2 separate regions of the Homo sapiens genome follow, and region 2 is linked to region 1. Evidence: chromatin contacts called from ENCODE Hi-C or POLR2A ChIA-PET data. All regions are on one chromosome and are shown on one strand. The core of a region is the stretch at or near the end of the contact, and the rest is flanking DNA. Distances in the headings are between cores, read along the strand shown. Region 1 has its middle 12 kb from the start of LINC01792. Region 2 overlaps TRAK2 (trafficking kinesin protein 2).

Region 1 (5,369 bases), core at 1,910-4,409:
GGCTGAGACAAGAGGATCACTTGAGCCCTGGAGGTTGAGGCTGCAGTGAGTAGCGATCATGCCACTATACTCCAACCTAGGTGACAGAGCAAGACTGTGTTTCAAAAAAAAAAAAAAAGTCTAGCAAACCCACCCTGGGCAGTGTCCAAGCAGCACCTAATGCTCCCACCGTTAAGTGCACTCTATTACTTCCTCAGTGAAGTCAGTCTCCAAGTCTGAGTCCCGTTCAGTTCACAATGGAATTGGCCCTAGTGGTCTGTTTTGTTGTTGTTGTTTTTGAGATGAAGTCTCACTCTGGCACCCAGGATGGAGTGCAGCGGTGCAATCTCGGCTTCACTGCACCCTCCACCTCCTGGGTTCAAAGTGATTTTCGTGCTCAGCCTCCCAAGTAGCTGGAATTACAGGTGTGTGCCACCACACCCAGCTAATTTTTGTGTTTTTAGTAGAGATGGGGTTTCACCATGTTGCCCATTCTGGTTTCAAACTACTGGGCTCAAACTATCCAGCTGCCTTGGCCTCCCAAAGTGCTAGGATTACAGGCGTGAGCCGTCATTCCCGGCCTGCACTGCTTATTTAATTCTTGATTCTAGCATGTCTGGCTGTGGAACATGTTCATGTTTAAGTTGCAGGTCCCATTCTCACCCTGCCATGACCCTTGGGCCACTCGATGCAGCCTCCCCAGGCCTTGGTTTCCCTAAGCAGCTTGATTAGGTGATTTCTGAGTTTCCAAGGAAACTCTGGGGTCTCTAAAAGGTCACTATCCCATATCATGCCATGCTAGAAACTGCCCTCTAACCAATTCCTTCCTGCCTTCAACCCTCCCAGGTGCTGGAATGAGCTGTTGCTGGATGAGGCTTGCAGGCTGCTTCTGGATGAAGTCTCGCTCCCAGGCTCAGCCCCGGGTGGCCGGGTGGAATTCAAGAGGATGAGGACCCTAGTCGTCAGCTTCCTCTTCAAATTCTACTTAGAGGTTCTGCAGGAACTGAAGAAGCTGGTGAAGCTAGTCTCTGTGCCTGTGGGTGCTCTGGTGTATTCGCTGGCTGGGGCTGCTGAAACAAAGTAGCACAGCCTGCCTGGCCTGAACAATAGAAACATGTTCCTTCACAGTTCTGGAGGCGTCAGCAGGCCTGGTTCCCTCTGAGTGCTGTGCAGGGGACTCTGCCCCCTGCCTTTCCCCTAGCTCCTGCTGGTTTGCTGGCAATCTTGGGCACTCCTTGGCTTCTAGAAGCATCACCCTGATCTGTCTTCATATGAAGTTCTGTGGGTACATGTGTGTCCAAATTTCCCCTTCTCACAAGGACATCAGTCATATGGGATTAGGCCCATCTTAAGTAGCTCATTTTAACTTGATTACCTCTGCAGTAAAGGCCCTGCCTTATTTGGATAAGGCCACATTCTGAAGAACTGGGGCTGGAGTGCTGGGACTTCAACACAGATATTTAGAACAGACACAATTTGACCCATAGCATCTGGCTCTTATGTGTTCCTTGCACCCATAAGCTCACAGCTTTCCCATCACTTTGGCAAATTGTCTCGTGCACAGCCTGTGCTGTTACCTGTCACCTGCTCTGAGTCAGGCCTCGTCAGTTCCCAGCCGGCCCTCCTCCTGGAATCCAGCCCTGAGGGGCTACATGAGGCTCATGGCGCCAGACTCTCTGCAGTCCGCAAATGTTGACTGCGTGCCCTGAACACTGAAACACTGTGGTGTCCCTGCTGCCAGTTTTTTCTTTTAAAATCAACTTTATTGAAGTGTAATTTACACATCATAAAATGTACCTATTTAAATTCAGCGCATGTTGACAAATGTGTATATCTGTGTAGCTACCACCTCAAATTTTCCATTATCCCAAAGAGTATCCTATGCCCCCTTGTGTCACCATCTTGCCCCTGGCCCAGGCAACCACCAATCACTTTGCTGGCACTAGAGATTCATTTTGCCTCTTCTGTAATTTTATGATCAATCTAAAACATAAAATAATATTTTATTTTTCAAAACAACCAAAACTGCCCAGGCATGGTGGCTCACACCTGTAATCCCAGCACTTTGGGAGGCCAAGGGAGGCTTGGGCCCAGTAGTTGGAGACCAGTCTGGGGAACATGGGGAAACCCCATCTTTATAAGAAATAGAAAAATTAGCTGGCCGTGGTAGCACATATCTGTAGACTCAGCTACTTGGAGGCTGAGGTGGAAGGATCTCTTAAGCTTGGGAGGTCGGGGCCACAGTGACCCATGTTTGTACCACTGCACTCTAGCCTGGGCGACAGAGCAAGAGCCTGTATGAAAAAAAAAAAAACACACACACACCAAAAACTGATGTGTATGCTAATGTTTAAATAGCTTTCTAGATTCTTCTGATTGTAAACTTTTGGAATAAGCTAAGCAAAGCAAAATATATTATCTCTCTCTCTTTCTCTCTCTCTCTCCTTCTCTCTCTCTCTCCACCCCTCCCCTGACCATGATTACAACTCACCCTACCTTGTATTCCCTGTTCCCCAACCACAGCTCACCCCAAGAGCCTGCTGTTCTAAGGTATCTGATTTTCACAGACTCAGATGAAGACCCTCATCAACCACACTCACCAGGATAATCCTTGCTGCCATTTAATTTCTGAATCAAGACACTTGACAAGTTTCAGTGACACCCAGAGCACCCTCCCCACCTCTACCGCTCTCCCAGGAGAGTTGAGTTCCTGAGAAAAGCAATCTGGCTTTGAGTCCTTTTGTGTGCAATGGATACCTGCTTATTCTGGGATGGCTTATCTAGCCCATTTTCCTTGCTTCTCCTCCTGCCTCTACCCCTACTCTCTGGCAGGCCTCTGCCTCCTCAGGGTGGCTTGAGGATCAGATTCCAAGCAGTCAGTCCAGGTCCTCATTATGTGGAGGGAGGAGGGGAACAAGAAACATTCATAAAACATGAAGCCGGGGCAGGCAGTATGGATCCTGGTTATGCACACTATGCTGGATACATTAGCCAAGTCAGTTTCACGTAAACCAAAGCCCAGTTTAACTGTAGCTAACCAGCTTATCTTTATTGTTTTGAATCACCTTTCAGGACAGCCGTCATCATTCTGAAATTTCAGACCAATTCCTAAGCGCTCTCGAAGATTTCCCAGTCACAATACCCCAGGGAGTCCAAACGTACCAGGTCAGTGAGTTTGATTTAACTGAAACCTGCAAACTAGAGCTGTGCTGAGCGAGCAAGCTTTTCAGAGCTGTGGTTTCAAGTCTGACATTCTAGTCGTGGCTCTTTGCTTAGTCCGCGTCAGGGAGACGCTGGAATCTGAGGTCAGGCCCAAGCTGCTGCTAGATGAGCTCAAGGCTGAACCGTCCAGCTAATCTACAGTCTAATCATTATAGTCTCTTCAAAGTGATATTCTCTGGGCATTTGTTTGATATTTACTCAGAAGAGCAACCGAGCCAGAAGGTTCAGCCCCCAGCTCTGATTGCAAATGTTTAATCTCCAGTCAGCAAACAAATGCCCTGCGAGTAACTTAACTCACCGTTCTGGCAGGACAGTTTAGAAATTATGGATTCTTGCTACAGCACAACGCCTCTCCCACCCCACCTCCACATACATGCACACACACACACACACACACACACACACACAGAGCTTCCCTGAGAGGAGCTCCAGAATAAACACTATCTCCACCTCCTTACAGCCTAGTGATGTTTTTGTGCCACTCCCAAGGGCAGCCAGGACACCTTATTCTGGATCTGGGGGGACTCTGTTGCCATCCCCCAAACCCTGTGCCAGAGGCCCCAAACAAGTCCATACTTGGGCTTCGGGCTTGGATTTTGGCATCCCACCTTGGGAACTGTATCACTTTACCCCCCATCATCATGAGGACAGTACCCGTGGACAGACTGATCATTGGAAAGGTGAGGAGGCAGGACAGCGAGACCCCTGAGAACACCACCAGGGAAAAGAAAATGCCAGAAGGAGAAGCTGGGGTGCCCCTTCACCTACTTCGCCATTTATTGCCACATAACTGAAATAACAATTCACTGTTCTAGTGGCATCATCAATGTGTCACACTCATCATCTGGCCCACTCCAGTGTTTGTCACCCGAGGGTGACCATCCGATTTCTCAATCCTAGCTCAGGAGTGTTGGTGATAGGCCAGGCCACTTCTGAAAATTAAAGGCTTCTGAGGCAACTCTTGTCTTCCCTGTAGAGTGTGGATCCTCACCAGCCTCTCCAAGACCCAGTTGGACACCCTATCATGCACCTGTCAGCTCTTAAACATGCCACTGGGGAAGCCATGTTTTGTGATGACATTCCCATGGTGGATAAAGAACTTTTCATGGCTTTGGTGACCAGTAGCAGGGCTCATGCAAAAATCATGTAAGTAAACGAAGAGCTTTCAAGAGCCTTTTAAAAGCACACTTGGGGACCCCTCAGAGGAATGCGCCCATGCTCCTGCCATGTCCTGAACTTAAAGGACCTAAAATGGAAAGAATAAAGAAAAGGTTGCCAGCTCCAGGAGGAAGGGAGAGCATCTAGAAATGAACATCATGGAGAGAGAATAAAAATCACTGGCTAGGCTCAGTGGCTCACATCTGTAATCCCAACACTTTGGGAGGCCAAGGCGGGCAGATCACCTGAGGTCAGGAGTTCAAGACCAGCCTGGCCAACATGGTGAAACCCTGTCTCTACTAAAAACACAAAAATTAGCTGGGCATGGTGGCACACACCTGCAATCCCAGCTACTCAGGAGGCTGAGGCAGGAGAATCACTTGAGCTTGGGAGGTGGAGTTTGCAGTGAGCCAAGATCGAACTACTGCACTCCAGCCTGGGCAGCAAAGTAAGACTCTGTCTCAAAAAAGAAAGAAAAATCACAGTTACAAGCCTTTTGTTTCCCTCCTAACCTCACAAAACCTCAGCTCCCTGCTACAGCCTCAGACATGACTCAAAGGCACAACCCTGATAGAGAGCTGGTATTGAGGTGGTGGTGAAATACCCACTTCATGCCCAAGAATGAATGGCCCCTGTCCCAACCTTCAAGAACGCCCCTTGCCAAGGCCACACTATCCCTTCTCCACCTCCCAACCCCCAACAGCTAAAGTGTTGTCTCCTGGCCCAGCAGGAGTCTCTTGGACCCTACTCCTTGGCAGGTCTGTTCTGATTGGTCAGGACCTAAGCTGGATTTGTTGTCATATATTCCGATTTTCAACCATGTTCTATCCCTCCCTCAAATTTAGGGCCCTCAAAGCTTGCTGATTTCTACTTCCTCTTTTTTTAATTTAGAGACAGAGTCTGGCTCTGTCATCCAGGCTGGGGGCAGAGGCACCATCATAGCTCACTGCAGCCTTGAACTCCTGGGCTCAAGCCATCCTCCCACCTCAGCCTCCTGAGTAGCTGGGACT
Region 2 (5,369 bases), core at 1,179-3,678, 670 kb after region 1:
TCTTTGGATGGAATTTGTTGTAAGAAGGGTAGGATACCATCAAGTACCAACCACTTATCCAAGTATTCCAAAATCTTTCCTAAGCACACTAATGAATTTACAGGAACAGCAAGGGAAGACATTTGTAGACAGGCATTTTTAATTCTTGGTATCAAAGTATGTTTCATGATGGGTAGTCTATAAGATTTGCAAAGGTTGGAATGATGTTTAGACAGAGCTCCTGGTATTGAATGGAAGGAGCTTCTAGTGCTCTGTAAACCATGGGTAGAACACTGTTCTTTATCTCATTGGGAGGGGTTTTGGTTAGTAGCAAATCCATTTTTTGTAGGAAAATTAACAAAATCTGGATTGGCTCCTGCTGCTTAAACACAGGGCCAAGTTCAGGTGGAATTAATGTGACATATTCTTCTTTGGTGCATTCCTCAACGATCAGTAGAACACTGGGCAAAACAAAAGGTACCATGTCAGGGTTTACAAATTCTGAAGTCAAATCAAAATTCTCTGTACAATGACATGCTTGGGCAGTAGAACCTTTGGCAGTCCGTTGAAAAACTGTGATTTCTGAAGATTATCTCTTTGGAATAAGGTATCAAAATATTGCAGTGTTACTGCACCAACATCATCAAAGAAGGGAATCTTTGTCATTTGATCTGCATCTGGTCTTACAGTTGGAGTTACATTTAACAGTAGCCTTACATGTTCACGAACTTCCTCAGGTATATTTATAAGTGAACTAGATCCTAAATAACTCAACTGATCCAACTGCCTACTGAAACTCTTATAAATGTCTTGCTTATTGCCTTCAAATATATGTTTCCTTTTATTAAATACAGCATACATAACAGTTCCTAAAGAATATATATCACTGACTGTTTCACAGCTCACATAAAGTATGTATTCAGGAGGCAAATATTCAGGATTTGGAAGACACAATGAAGGTAAATTTGGGTCCCATTCTTTACAAGGAAATTTAGGCTCTTGTTCAGAAGGATTGGTTGATGATACACAACAATCAAAACCCATTATTTTCCAGGCTCCACTTTTATTCAAAATTGTATTTTCAGGAGTAATATTTCCATGTACCATTTTCACACTGCTATGCAAGAATGACAATCCTTTAGAAACCTGAAGCAAACCACATTTGGTTTCTACATCATAAAGTTTATAATCCTTAATGTCTGGAGATATAGGGAAAGGGAGATTTTCCCAGTTACCAAGAACACTGGCTAAACTGGCAAAAAACTGGTTCTGTACACAACACCAAGCAATCCCTGGATTCTTCTAAAGAATGCTGGACAGTAAGAAGTCGAGGGTGTTGAAGTCGAGTTAAGTGTTGGACTCCTCATTTTAGAGAATCAATTATTTGATCCTTTTCAAATTTTTGATATTTGTCAATCATTTTTTATCAAAGACAAAAACAGCCACTGCTTTGTTGACTTTTTTGTGCCATTAAAAATCTTCCAAGCTAGCCCACTGCCACCACTGGCAATGTGCTGACCAACATCAAATTCTCTAGTGACAGGATTTCTCATTACAGCACTAGTGACATCAGCTGTTACTTCTGTAACAGTACTCTTCAATTTATTAAACATGGACTCCATGGCTGCAATATTGGGTAGTTATAGTTACCTTTTCCCTCTCCTTCCAGGAGGGGCAGAACTGGGCCTCTTTTTCCCCACCCCCCTAAACACAGGCTGTTCCTGCTCTGCCTTCACACGTGGCAGCTGGAGGAGGGAAAGGGATAGGGAGGGGAGGGATTGGGGACGAAGACTAAGGGAGGGGGGAAAAGACTGAAAGACCTATTGTCAGCTATTTTTATTACTGTATTACTATTGAGTTTTTACACCTAGAGATCAAATCAAGACTGCTAAAATAAGGTTGCTATAGTATCTAAATAATTACAGAGTATTAAAGGTAGAAGACACTTTCGGAAACCATCCAATCCTGCCTCCTAGATAAGGAAACTGAGACTTAAAGATGGGTAACTTGCCGAGGACACTAGAACCACCAGACCTGGGTCTCGACTTCCTATCCAGCACTGTACCCATTCTTGTTGCTATCTGCCATTTACAGGACAAAGGCTGACAACTTGTCCTAGAAAGCAAGTTCCTACACATCATGTCTCCAACATACAGTATTAGTCCTACATATCTCCTAATTCCTCCAGGTGTCTAATCTACTTATTGTCCTATTTTTCACTCTTAATATTAGAAAGATCATGGGTTTTGGCATCAGACGTAGCTTCTGAATCTGACTCCTCTACTAATTGTTAGACACACGATTCATCCTTTCAGAGCCTTAATTTCTCTCATTTGTAAAATAAAGATCATTTATCACACACAACAGTAGTAAGAAGTAACTAAAATAAGCAATTAAGGCACCCAGGGTATCTGGCAGATCACAGGTACTCACTGAATACTATTTACATCACTACTCTCTCACTTGCACACCTATAACACCCCCACCCCCATCTCTGAACAAACTGAGCTTTTGTGTTTTTATGTATCTGCCACTATCTTCCTGTTCCCAGTACTGCCCATCATTTAACACCTCCCAAACTTAGCTGTTTACAAAAAAGGAGAGTTATTTCTGTTAACATGCTTAAAATACTAGGGCTTAAAATAGCGAAAGTACAGGATGTCATATCAACCCTCTCACTTTTAAAGAGATGTGGTATTTCCTTTGTGGGTAGTATAATGAAACATGCTCTAGCTCTGGCAAAGAACAACAAAGTACTGGTTAAGAAAACAAATCCTTAAGAGAGTAAATTCCTACGACTTGACCTTGACTTCACAATGACATTTTAATAAGTTTAATAAAAGGAGGCTGGCAATATCAGACATCCCTATTCACCCAGAAGGAGAAGCAGTGGCTTGATCACCACAATGAGATAGAGATGAGGCAGATTTAAAACCTTAAATATGGTTCTAAATAAGCTCTCAATCCTTACAGATCTCTTAAATAGGAGACCTGAACATATATCCAAATTCTATTATTACAAGTTCCATGTGATTATCCAAATTTTTCCTGCCACACATATATTACATAGAGATTGTCATTTTAATACTCAGGAAGAGAAGTTGACTATAAATACATGCAGAGCTAAAAACAGACTATTAGGTATTCAACGGTATAGTGGAGATGAAGAACAAAAGTGACATTCATTACAAGAGATACTAGTCCCTAGCATCTCTTCTAGACTAGAATAATTCCCTACTTCCAAAATGTAATATTAAAAATAAGTGTACAATCCAGGCTTAGTAGATTAAGCTAAATATTCTTTAGACTAGCTCTTCCACCTTGCTTCCATATTCTGATAATGTTCCATTTATTACTCTTGCCCAGGCTTGACAACTCCTTCTCTACCATTTTATCCTCCAAATGTCTCCTTCATGTCCATTTTTTCCCAGTCATGCCTACCGGTAAGATAATTAAATCAGTGCTAGAATCAAGCACACTAGAGCTTGGTCTAGAGTATGATCTGTAGACCTACAGATGAAAAACAAGCCTCAAAGGGTTAACCTTATCAGCAAATAACTTAAAGTCTTGCCAAAATAAATTTTAACACTTTTCCAAGGAAGACAACAAAACCTAAACACCTAACAATGTAACATTCATAATATTCACCAGTCCATACAAAATTACTAGATATGCAAAAATAAACAAAATGTAATCCATAACCAGGAGGGAAATGAGTCAACAGAAACAGACCCGTCATGACAGAAATAACAGAATTAATAAGCAGCAATTTTTTATATCCTCTATTTTTAATATGCTCAAAGATTTAAGGGGAAAATATGAACGTAATGGAAAGAGAAACAGAAGATATGCCTGCATTTTAAAAACCCAAATAGAACTAGAGTACAGTATCTAAAATGAAAGACTCACTAGATAAGATAAACAGATTAGATATTCTCCAGAAGAAAAGAACAGTAAACTTGAAGGCATAGCAATAGAAATTATCTAAAATGAAGCACAGAGAAAAAAAGATTGGGGGGAGAAAACTGAACAGAACATCAGTGGCTGTGTCATATCAAGCAGTCTGAAGTCCCAGAAGAAAGAAGAGGCAGAAACAGAAAAAATATTTGAAAAAATGGTGGCCGAAGTCTTCCAAGTTTAATTAATACAGTAAGTCTATAGTTCAAAGAATCTCAACTCCATGCAGTATAAATACAAAGAAAACCACATCAAAGCAAAATTGCTAAAAACCAGTGATAAAGAAGAAAATCCTAAAAGCAGAGAGATAGGAAAAAAAGAACATTAAAGTTTCATTCACTTGAAATGAAATTATTCATTTCAAGATAGATGACAATGGAACAGCATCATTAAAACACATGGACAAAAAGCCAATTTAGAATCATGTGTCAGTGAAAAACATCTTTCAAAAAAGGTGAAATAGGCCAGGCGTGGTAGCTCACTCCTGTAATCCCAGCACTTTGGGAGGTCAAGGTGAAAGGACTGCTTGAGCCCAGGAGTTCAAGACCAGCTTGGCAACATAGTGAAACCCTGACTCTACATTAAAAAAAAAAAAAAAAAAAAGGAAGAAGAAAAAATTAGCTGGGTTTGCACATGCCTGTGGTCCAAGCTACTCAGGAGGCTGAGATGGGAGGATCACTTGAGCCCAAGAGGTTCAGGCTGCAGTGAGCCATGATCGTGTCACTGTACTCCAGCCTGGGGAACAGAATGAGACCCTTTCTCAAAAAAAAAGTAATTTTATTTTTCACACAAGCAGAAAACTATGGCTATTCATTGCCAGCTAACCCATATCCCAGGAAATGTTAAAGTTAAACAGGCAAAAAGGATATGGAATGGGAACTTCATTCAACAAAAGAAATAATAGAATGCTAAATCTGTGGGTAATACATAAGCCTTTTATTTTCATAATTTATTTAATTCATAATTAGCAATTTAAAGCAAAGGTAATAATGTATTATGTATATAACATATGTAGATGTAAAAGGCATAGTAATAATAATATGTAGAATGGTAGGGGGAAATGGAAGAATACTGTTTTAAGAGTGTCACTTTATTAAATATAATGTTATTTGAAGATGGGCTTTGATAAGTTAAAGGTATGTATTGCAACCTGGAGCAAGCAGTGAGAAAAATAAGAGGTATAGCTAATATGTCAACAGTAGAATTAAAATAAAAAAAGTTTAAAAAAAGAAAATGAGAAAAAAACGGAAGACGGAACAAATAGAAAAAGAAAATAGGAGTACAGTAGACTCAACTAAAGTGATAATTACATTAAAATTAAATGGTCCAAATACTGCAAATAGAAAGTACAGATGATCAGACTGGATTTTCTTTTTAGAAAAGACCCCATTATAAGTTATCTGTGGAGTTAAATGTAACTCCACATTAACTAC

What was found. A loop is a pair of places that touch in the nucleus more often than their neighbours do. ChIA-PET counts read pairs that join two places held with the same protein, here RNA polymerase II (POLR2A).
Region 2: a map of breast epithelium shows a loop between it and region 1 (22-fold over the local background). The contact joins two enhancer-like sites. A Hi-C loop is called at or near these places in 1 of 168 maps with a recorded cell type or tissue (breast epithelium). POLR2A ChIA-PET finds 5 or more read pairs at or near these places in 1 of 52 experiments (activated T-cell).

The regions. Positions count from the first base shown.
Region 1 is chr2:200,744,897-200,750,265 of GRCh38, forward strand. It overlaps the pseudogene AOX3P-AOX2P and the pseudogene AOX2P. Among named protein-coding and RNA genes, the nearest start is that of LINC01792, 12 kb to the left of the region's middle. Within about 2 kb of position 3,160, at least 6 of the 41 ENCODE cell types and tissues checked have a DNase peak (open chromatin) inside an H3K27ac peak, as active enhancers do.
Region 2 is chr2:201,411,708-201,417,076 of GRCh38, forward strand. The region is part of intron 2 of TRAK2 (trafficking kinesin protein 2); the gene reads right to left. It also overlaps the pseudogene SCYL2P1. Among named protein-coding and RNA genes, the nearest start is that of TRAK2, 37 kb to the right of the region's middle. Within about 2 kb of position 2,429, at least 5 of the 41 ENCODE cell types and tissues checked have a DNase peak (open chromatin) inside an H3K27ac peak, as active enhancers do.